Regions from separate parts of the Homo sapiens genome. Here region 1 is linked to region 2. A link is a loop called in an ENCODE intact Hi-C map of the cell type or tissue named here. Cell type or tissue: endothelial cell of umbilical vein. All regions are shown on one strand.

Region 1 (5,000 bases), 71 kb after region 2:
ATATCTACATCATGATATTCCAGTTATATTTGGAGCTTCCCAATCACATTTAACTTGGGATTTGTTCATTGATTGATTCATTCAGCAATTATTTATTAAATCCCTCTTTTGTTGTAAACTACAAAGTATGTGCTAGATACTGGGAATGAGCCAAAAAGCTGTCCTCCATATGCTTGACTAGTTTACAGTAAACTAATGGAGATGGAAATATGTACTTATTGAATTATGACCTGAATCAGCCTGTTTGTCAAAAGCTGCAAGGCAATGCTTGGCAGGGTTGTGACCCTGTCTAGGAGGTCAGCTCAAAGAATGGATACTTCAGTTGAGACATGAAGGATGCGACATCCAGCCTTTCCATACCACTGTGGCCCTTGAGTCCAGGAGTAAAGGCCTGGGGATATTCAGGAGGAGTAACTCTGTGGTGGCAGTTCAGGACCAAGTGTGAGTAACAGCTGGCTGGGTGGCCAGGAGCGCCAATTGCACGCAGCACCTCTCAGACCTTGGTAAATTTTCTTTTTATCCCAGGAGAAATGGGAAGCATATAAGGGCATAATTGGTCAAATATGTACCATAAAAAGAGTGCTTTTATTGATGTGTGGAGATAGATTTTTTTGTTGTAGTTGGGGAGAGGGAGAAATTGGAAGTTGGGAGATCATTTAGGAAGTGATAATGGTAGTTCAGGTGAGCACTGATGTAAGTTTGGACTAGGGCGTTGGCAGTGACGGTGGACAGATAAGTGTCATATTTAATAGAAAAATAGGACTTAGTAGCCAAATATCAGATACGGGGGTGAGGAAGAGGAAGGTGTCATTTTTCTGACGTCCATGCCAAAGGACTCTGTCTTATTTGGGACTATTTGAGACAGGATGAATGAATGTGTTAGGTTGGCGCAAAAGTAATTGCAGTTTTTGCCATTGAAAGTAATGGCAAAAACCACAATTACTTTTGCGCCCACCTAATATGTTTGCATTCTCCTTGCCTCATATAATTACCTCTGGTGTTCCTGCTACTTAATGCAGTTCTTTGAATTCCATGGACACTCTAACATTATCTCAGGTCAATTCCTCTTTATCCAAAAGAGTTGGCCAAAGATTAATGGAATGTGATAATAAGCTGAATGATCTGCATATAGATGTTTTACATTTCCAAGAATAGCATTGCTTCCAAACTTCTTAGCCATTAGCAGTTCCGTAAGCTGGCTTGCAGACTGAAGGCTGCCACTTACTCCTTTTCCCAACACTTGCCTTCTTCCAGATCCTTTAGCTCCAGCTCAACTCATCTACTCACTGTGTCCTCAAGCCACTTTCAGCATCTTGCCTGCATCCCTGTGTTCACTGGCCAGGCCCGTTGTTCACCCCCCTGCCCATCCTTCTGGACCTTCTTCAAGTTCACAGTTCACAAAATCTTTCTATAATCTTTCCTCTGATTTCATTCAGTTTATAATCTCATTTGGACATTTTTTTCTGCTTTTTGACACTTCTAGTGTTCTTATTTAATCCATTGTATTTGCCTAAACCATTAAAAAATGTCTTCTTTTACAAAGAGACATTATCAGCAATTTCATATGCTTTACCCTACATATTTATGATTTCCCACACACATTGGATTGTAAAGAGATTTTTTTTTTTTGTAGTGCCCAGTGGTCTTGTGCACAGTCAGAGCACAGTAAATAATAAAATGCACTTGAAATAAAATGTTATTAGATGAAATTCAATTTTATTTTATAGCTCAGAAAGTACTTCTAGTTTTTGCAGCGCCACCAAACATATGAACATCAATTTGTTGATTCAGTCTTCTCTTCACTTGTGAAAGTTCTAGGGGTTTGGGTTGAATCTGTACTTACTTTATTACTTATTACAATGATGGTTAACTATTTTATTGGAAGACATTATGAACCATGTCTTATTCAGTGTTGTATCCTCAGTGCCTGGCATATACTAGGGACTCAATAAATATTTCTTGGAGTAATGAATAAATATAATTCTCACCTTTCTGTTTCTCACAAAATCAGGAAATAGAATATACTCATATTCTATTTGGGGTCAATGAGAAAAGAGAAATTTAGTGTGCTACTTTAGTTATTTTTGTTGACGGGTTAATATAAATTCTTCCTTCACATCATCTGGACCTTTTTTCCTCTTTTCAATATTGCTGCTTAATATGTAAGTCTCAGGTTCATTTGCTCTAACACAGGCACATTGTAAACCATATGATGAGTAGAATTGGATGCTGTAGCAGCTACGCAAGGCACAGACATAGCATACCACAAATATCATTATGCAATGACAATGGAGGGGATCCACAGAACCTACATTTATATCTGCAGATTTCCCTTTACAATAAAAGATATAAGTTGGAATGAGAATAAATCAGAAAATAGGGAGGTTATAGTGGTATCTGTTGTCACATATTCTAGTTAATTTTGGAGCAGCCCTCAGACCAACATGGGCCAGTATTAGCCAGAGGAAAATGAAAATCAGCACTTAAAGGAGTGTCCATCATCATAGCAGGTGGTCAGTAACTATTTCGAGGATTAAGTGGGAGAGGGTTAGAATACTATTAGAATTCTTGGTTCTTTTTATCCCCAAGTGCTTGTTTACATATAAAATAGAAAATTGCTTAAAGTATTGACTATTTGCGCAAGGAAGGTGGCAAATGTACTGACTCAGGAGCAAGGCCATGATAATAATGCTTGTCCTTAGCTGACGACACACTCCTGCCCTTGGAGATTCTGTACCAACCGTGTCTTTGTTTACCACTCTATGATGATTAAAACACACCACCTACATATTTCACATGAGTGAACCAGGATGAATGAATGGATGTTTGCAAGCACCCCAGGGTCCAGGAGGTGAAGTTATGCAAACATCAGTTGTTGTTATATCACCCTCTGCCCTTGGCTAAGGGCCAATATCAACAAGTTCTCTTTTTCCCATCTGCCTTAGAGTTTTCCATGAAGATTTAGATCCTGAAGGTGAAGTGCGCTTTGTTCTCCTTCACTCCTAAAGATGCAGTGTGGCCTTTGACACATTTTTCCTCTCTGGGTCTTAATTTCCTCCTCTAGTAGAAGGGAGCTGAATCATGGTCTGCAACTGGTGACCTATACATTTGTTTTGTTATTTTGTGCAAGTGTCTTTTCTTGTTTTGCTTCATTTTTTATGTGCTTTTGAATCCCTCTTGGGAGAATGTGCCTTCTCATGTGTGACCGAAGCTCTACCACTCTCTACACCTCTCTTCATTCATTTACATTCTGTTCTTGGGCCTGGAGGGTGTTAGACGTCCTGATACTGCATGTTCTCTGAGGTTTATTCTTGTCATAGCTGTCTCTTTTCTGCTAACTCCACATATAGTTCCCATTGAAGAACAATAACAATGTAATATAAGGGATAAAATCAAGACAACAGTTTAGACTAGAGAACCAGATGTCCTTTTTAAACTGTAATGGGTATTAGCAAGTTATGTTTCTTACAGGATTTCCTCAACTTTTTGCTCACCTTATTTTGAAAATGTGTGTGTGTTTATTTTCCAGCAATTTGACCAATTTAACTTGACATTTTCTGTGGAGGATTTATAGTTTTCTAAAGCATACATAATTTGAAAAGTCCAAGCACTGTATATTTGTGAGATTTAGTGCAAATATTCTTTGCAAAAAGAAAATTGTTTCTTTATTCTCAAAGCACTTTAACTACATAAACTGCTGAAGTGGTGAATACATTTTAAGTGTGTATTTTGAAATAATTTTAGACGTAACATAGAAACTGCAAAAACAGCACAGAATTCCCATATACCCTTCACTCAGCTTCCCTTAATGTTGACATTTGTCATCACCATGTTACAGTCATCAAAACTGAGAACTAAACATTTAACCAGTGCATTTTAACATGTTTGTCTTATCTCTGGCTGCTCTATGTGACTTTTTATCTTATTTTAACTACTTTTCTCAAAGAATCACTATTAGAGGAATTTTTAGAAAAATATCTACAGTAAAGGAATTAGAGAAATGATTTTCCATTTTGTACTTCTAGTTAGTTATGGGGCTGAAAGTTCTCTAAATTCTTTTAATATGTCCCTTTGAAAACAGACAGAACTGTAACTTGTCATCTAAAATGAAAGGTTAATCATTATTCATCAGAAGAAACAGAGACTTCTTGTCAGTACAGGAAGTTCTAACTTCCTTTTGTGGTAGGGTTCATTGCAGTTTATTTTAGTGCTTTTTTCAAAATAATAAACCTGACATAGCCAAAATGGTAATTAACTTTAATCTGATGTATTTTCACTGTTATTACTTTATTTTTGATTGATTGATTGATTTTTTTTTTTTTTTTGAAATGGAGTTTCATTCTGTTGTCCAGGCTGGAGTGCAGTGGCACGGTCTCGGCTCACTGCAACCTCTGCCTCCTGGGTTCAAGTGATTCTCCTGCCTCAGCCTCCTGAGTAACTGGGACTACAGGCATGCACCACCACACCTGGCTAATTTTTGTGTTTTTAGTAGAGACGGTGTTTCACCATGTTGGTCAGGCTGGTCTTGAACTGACCTCGGGTGATCTGCCTGCCTTGGCCTCCCAAAGTGTTGGGATTACAGGCATAAGCCACCACTCCCTGGCCTGTTATTACTTTATAAGTACCGTTTTTAACCATTAGTAAATGTAGTAAATAAAATGGAGTATTTACAAAGATGCAACCTGAGTGATTAGTAGGAAAAAAAAGATATTTGTGGATTTGTGGGCGATTTACCATAATGATTCAAATGACTCTGTTTTATATTTAGTAAATATGAGGCCACCTGAGGATCTTTTGAGTAGCTAAGGCAACCATGGAATAAAAACGGGTTTCTGGGTAGAGATCTGAAAACCATATCACAAATACTCCCTATGTTATTTAGTTAGTAGGTTAATATTGCACAATTTAGATTAATTACACTCAGGTAATTTTGCCATGGCATGTGTTTCTTTCTCTGTCACATGTGTTTACTCAGCAATTACCAAGACATCACGAGCAAA
Region 2 (5,000 bases):
ATATGGTATTAGACAACATGATAGCTTCTGGCCAATTAGACGAGTCCATACGAGAGAATGTCAGAGAAGCTCTTCTGAAGAGACATCATCATCAGAATGAGAAAAGATTCACCAGTCGGATTCCTCTTGTTCGATCTTTTGCAGATATAGGCAAGAAACATTCTGACCCTCACTTGCTTGAAAGGAATGGTGAGATAAGTTGTGGCATCCAATTTTTGCTAACACTTCTACTGTAACAGCTTTCCAGTATGTTACGATTAACATTTGGGGATATTTAAACACTCACTATACCTACCTCTGAATTACTTCTCCTTCCTGCTTTGTTTCTTTTCAAGGCCTCTTGTATAATTAATTAAAGAGGCATAAATTATGATCTATAATTTTTAATATTACCTTTTTGAAATTCTAAATCTTGGGTTTGAACCTTTATTTTAGATTTTTCCTAATTTTTTTTTTCTCCTGAACATACTTGATTTGCTGGTATAAACAAGTGTTTTTGGATTGGTTTGCTGATTTCACGGCTCTTTATTTGTACAACTTGTGAAAGGCTTTTATGACTGTTCCAGTCTTACACTAAGGGTGACCTAGTTGGTGTCTTCTAATCCATTGAGAATGGCTCAGACCCAGGTCTACATATTCCACCTTTCTACTCTCATTCTTAGGTTACAGGCAGGTTGTGTGGCATGTGGGAAGACAGTGTTTTTGCAGTCGTTTACCTCTGTTGGTGTCCTAATGCTGGACACTTGGAGGTTTTGCCTTTCTTTATTCTTCTGTGTAAAGCAGAGGAATGCATCAGTAGGGTTGAGAACTCTGACAGTGAGTCTGGAAAACCCGGGTGCAAAGGATCAGAGTGGCTTATGGAGAGTCACTGTAGCCTCCAGTAGTTGCTGTAAGCTGCTACTATTACCCAAAGCTCGTGAGGATTACAGTGAGGACTAGTGGAGTATGGGGCACAGTGCCTGCTCATCTTTTTTACCCCTGAAATAATAGTATGACTTTTAAGTGTTCTACCAACAAGCAAGCATAGGTGATAGGGTCTAGTTTTTCTAAAGTTGAAAATAATCATCTTTTTTATCTTCCACTTGGCCATGAAAACCCTTTTTAATCCATTTAAAATTATGCCATGTTGTATTTAAGCAATCTTAAGAGTAAAAGAATACCTCTTATGGACCAAAATGCAATGTAAAAACAAGCCAATGTATAGCGCATTTTAACTCTCTTTTTTGTCTTTTATTTGTTGTTTATATTCTCTCCTTTGGTGAAATAAGTTCATTTATCCAGAGGGACCCTATTCAGTCTTTACTCTTCGTATGCAGTTGTTCCTCACTATTGTCCAATTGTAATTTGCTCATCAGAAGACATTGACTGTTTTCTTTTAAATGCCATTTTAGCATGTTCTTTTGTTGAAATATAGTTATAATTTGAGTTTTTCCTGCATGTAGCTTATTGTTTAAATGGTGTTTCCTAATGGATTATAGTTTAACTATTTCTGAAACCTCTTGAGCATGTAACTTTGATTAGGCCATATGGAATTGAATATTGTATTTGCATGTTTTTCATAAAGAATGTTATTCTTTTAAGATACACTTAGTACAAATATGAGGGGTTTAATTAAAAGTATGCATGACCTTTTGAAATATTTTAGACCTACTGCTATATTGCTGTTGTTGGTGAGAAGTACTTTATTCTTAGCTAGTGAAATAAAAAATTATATGTATTTGTTTTAATGTATCTGCTACATATCAGAAATGAAAAGCATACTTTAGGACATTTATTAATATTTTTAGAGAGCTCAAGAATATGTATCCTTTAAAATTGACATTGTGTTTCTCTTTTTAAAAAATTTCTGTTATTTGTCTTTTTTTAAAACTTCAGAGCAGCACCACCTGTAGATGGTGTCTTACTGACTTAATATTGTAAATATTTAATACCAGTTTTAAGTTAGAAATTATTACTTAATGTTAACATGAACTTTTTCTCTAAGAGATAATTGTCTGTAGCTGTTTGGTAAAATGTAGGAAAAATACGCTAAATATAAGCTATTAGTTTTGGTTATTTTTGGTTTGAGTTATATTAATTGTGTATTACATATTTTCATTTGCTATTTATTGTTTAAGCAGTGACTTTGTATTGATATTGTCCTTTTTAAAAATGCCATGCTATTGGTCATTCTAATTTCTAACAGGATATTGCCCCCACCATCTGTCATTAACAATTTTTTTTTATGTGTTCTGAGAACTAATTACAGTTTTAACCAACTTTTTAGTGACTTTCTAACATGTAAAAACCCGATTGACATGCTAACCATCACATGACTTTGAAATTTTGGGCCTTTGAAGTATGCAATTTATAGTGTAAATTGATTTTTTTTTAAATGTCTCTATTTGCCTTCTGCAGTGGACTTCATCATTTTTCATTTATTTGTTTTATCTCAGGGGAAGGCCTTTCAGCCTCCCGCCACTCTTTGCGAACAGGTCTGTCTGCCTCAAACCTTTCCTTGAGAGGAGAATCACCTTTATCTCTTCTTCTTGGTCATCTTCTTCCTTCTTCAAGAGCTGGAACCCCTGCAGGCTCAAGGTGTACAACCCCAGTACCCACCCCTCAAAACAGTCCTCCTTCTAGCCCTAGCATCAGCCGCCTGACCTCCAGAAGTTCCCAAGAGAGTCAGCGTCAGGCCCCAGAACTACTGGTTTCACCTGCCAGTGATGATATTCCCACAGTAGTAATTCATCCGCCTGAGGAAGACTTAGAAGCAGCGCTGAAAGGCGAGGAGCAGAAGAATGAGGAAAATGTTGACTTAACTCCAGGCAACTATCCAAAATCCTCCATGTGTGGTGCTTTCTGCCTCTGAGTCACTTGCACTTGGAATGCCTTTTAGCACATAGCTTAAGCAGCATATGTAGATAATGCTTATAATTTATTTTGACTTCTGCATGTTTTTTTTTCTTTATGATAGATTGTGTTAGGTTGGTGCAAAAGTAATTGCGGTTTTCGCCGTTGAAAGTTTGCTTTACTTTCAATGGCAAAAATTACTTTCAGTGGCAAGAACTCAATTGCTTTTACACCAACCTAATAAAAAAGAGTAAGATTATTAAAAATTTGAGTTACAAAAAGACTACAAAGAAGACTACACATAATTTAAGCCCTTTTAAAAAGTTTCACTTAGATTTAAAGGTCAAGACATTTGAACACTTCAGTAAAACATAGTCATTTTTTATAATGTTTTAATTTGCCATGAACTTATTTTATATTTATTTATGTATTTATTTTTATTAGACCGAGTCTCACTCTGTTGCCCAGGCTGGAGTGCAGTGGTGTGATCTCAGCTCACTGCAGCCTCTGCTCCCTGGGTTCAAGTGATTCTCATGGCCTCAGCCTCCTGAGTAGCTGGGACTACAGGACTGAGCCACCACGTCTGGCTAATTTTTTGTATTTTTTTGTGGAGACATGTTTTCACCATGCTGGCCAGGCTGGGTGAACTTTTTTTTTTTTTTTTTTTGGAGACGGGGTCTTGCTTTGGAGGCTGGCATGATCTCAGCTCACTGTAACCTCCACCTCCTGGACTCAAGCAATCCTCCTGCCTCAGCTTCCCAGTTAACTGGGACTCAGGGGCGTGTCACCATGCCTGGTTAATTTTCGTGTTTTGTAGAGACCAGGTCTCACCATGTTGCCCAGGCTGGTCTTGAACTCCTGGGCTTAAGTGATCCACCCACCTTGGCCTACCAGAGTGCTGAGATTACAGGTGTGGGCCATTGATTGCGTCTTGCCTTGGTAGCTTGGTTTTGTGTGTGTGTGTGTGTGTGCATGCAGTTCACTCATAAGGTGAATGAACACATACAAATAAATTATAGTGAAGTGATGTGCCTTAAATAGGGATAGAGTCATACTCTGTCACCCAGGCTGGAGTGCAGTGCCACAATCATAGCTCACTGCAGTGCCACAATCATAGCTCACTGCAGCCTTGAACTCCTGGGATCAAGCAATCCTCCTGACTCAGCATTCTGAGTAGCTGAGACTACAGGCACATGCCACAACATCTGGCTAAGTTTTTTGTAGAGACGGTATCTTGCTGTGTTGCCCAGGCTGGTCTTGAACTCCTGGCCTCAAGCAATCCTCCTGCCGTAGCCTCCCAAAATGCTGGGATTATAGGTGTGAGTCACCAGGCCCAGCCATACCTTTTTTTCTATTTAATGCTTTTCTCCAAAGAATGTAGTACATTTTAGGCTTTTTTTTTTTGCTTGGGCGGGTGGGGTGGAGAGACAGGTTCTTACTCTGTTGCCTAGACTGGAGCGCAGTGGCGCCATCTTGGTTCACTGCAGCCTCGCCTCCTGGGTTCAAGTGATTCTCCTGCCTCAGCCTCCTGAGTAGCTGGGATTACGGCGCGTGCCACTACCACCCAGATAATTTTTGTATTTTTAGTAGAGACGGGGTTTCACCATGTTGGCCAGGCTAGTCTTGAACTCCTGACCTCAAATGATCCACCCACCTTGGCCTCCCAAAGTGCTGGGATTACAGGCATGAGCCACCATGCCCAGCCACATTTTAGTCTTTTAAATAAAGATAGGATCAAGTGTTCTTTTTCTCATTTTGCCTTTGAGAAGATTGAAGTTCTCTAATGACTGACTGCCTGGAATCATATACAGACTCGGATTTATGTTTTGGAATAGATTTTAGTTGTCCATTGTTTCATGCTGTTATTTATCTTTAATCCAAATTTACCTTGAAATTTTCAGGACCAGAGTTCCTGTAGTTAGGGAAAAAAAAATTGTATGTGCAAAATTAGCAAAAAATTATTATTTTTTAGTGGAGAAAAGGTTTATAACTCTTTTTTTTTTGTGGAGATGGAGAGTCTCGCTTTGTCGCCAGGCTGGAGTGCAGTGGTGTGATCTCGGCTTACTGCAACCTCCGCCTCCCGGGTTCAAGTGATTCTCCTGCCTCAGCCTGCCAAGTAGCTGGGACTACAGGCATGCACCACCACGCCTGGCTAATTTTTGTATTTT

What was found. A loop is a pair of places that touch in the nucleus more often than their neighbours do. Peaks named below come from ENCODE experiments on the same cell type or tissue, not always from the same donor. Only the 100,000 strongest peaks of a DNase experiment are listed, where the experiment ranks them.
Region 1: it touches region 2 in a loop (3-fold over the local background); 2 of 110 quality-filtered maps call a loop at or near these places.

What each region holds. Positions count from the first base shown.
Region 1 is chr3:27,358,527-27,363,526 of GRCh38, reverse strand. The region is part of intron 1 of NEK10 (NIMA related kinase 10); the gene reads left to right. Among named protein-coding and RNA genes, the nearest start is that of NEK10, 8.4 kb to the left of the region's middle. In endothelial cell of umbilical vein, no CTCF peak of the experiment used is centred here; DNase peaks (open chromatin) are centred at 3,026 and 4,026; H3K27ac peaks cover 2,244 bases.
Region 2 is chr3:27,429,105-27,434,104 of GRCh38, reverse strand. It overlaps SLC4A7 (solute carrier family 4 member 7), which reads left to right. Exons shown (of 26, transcript NM_001321103.2): 6 at 1-189; 7 at 2,436-2,807. Among named protein-coding and RNA genes, the nearest start is that of SLC4A7, 53 kb to the left of the region's middle. In endothelial cell of umbilical vein, no CTCF peak of the experiment used is centred here; a DNase peak (open chromatin) is centred at 2,814; H3K27ac peaks cover 462 bases.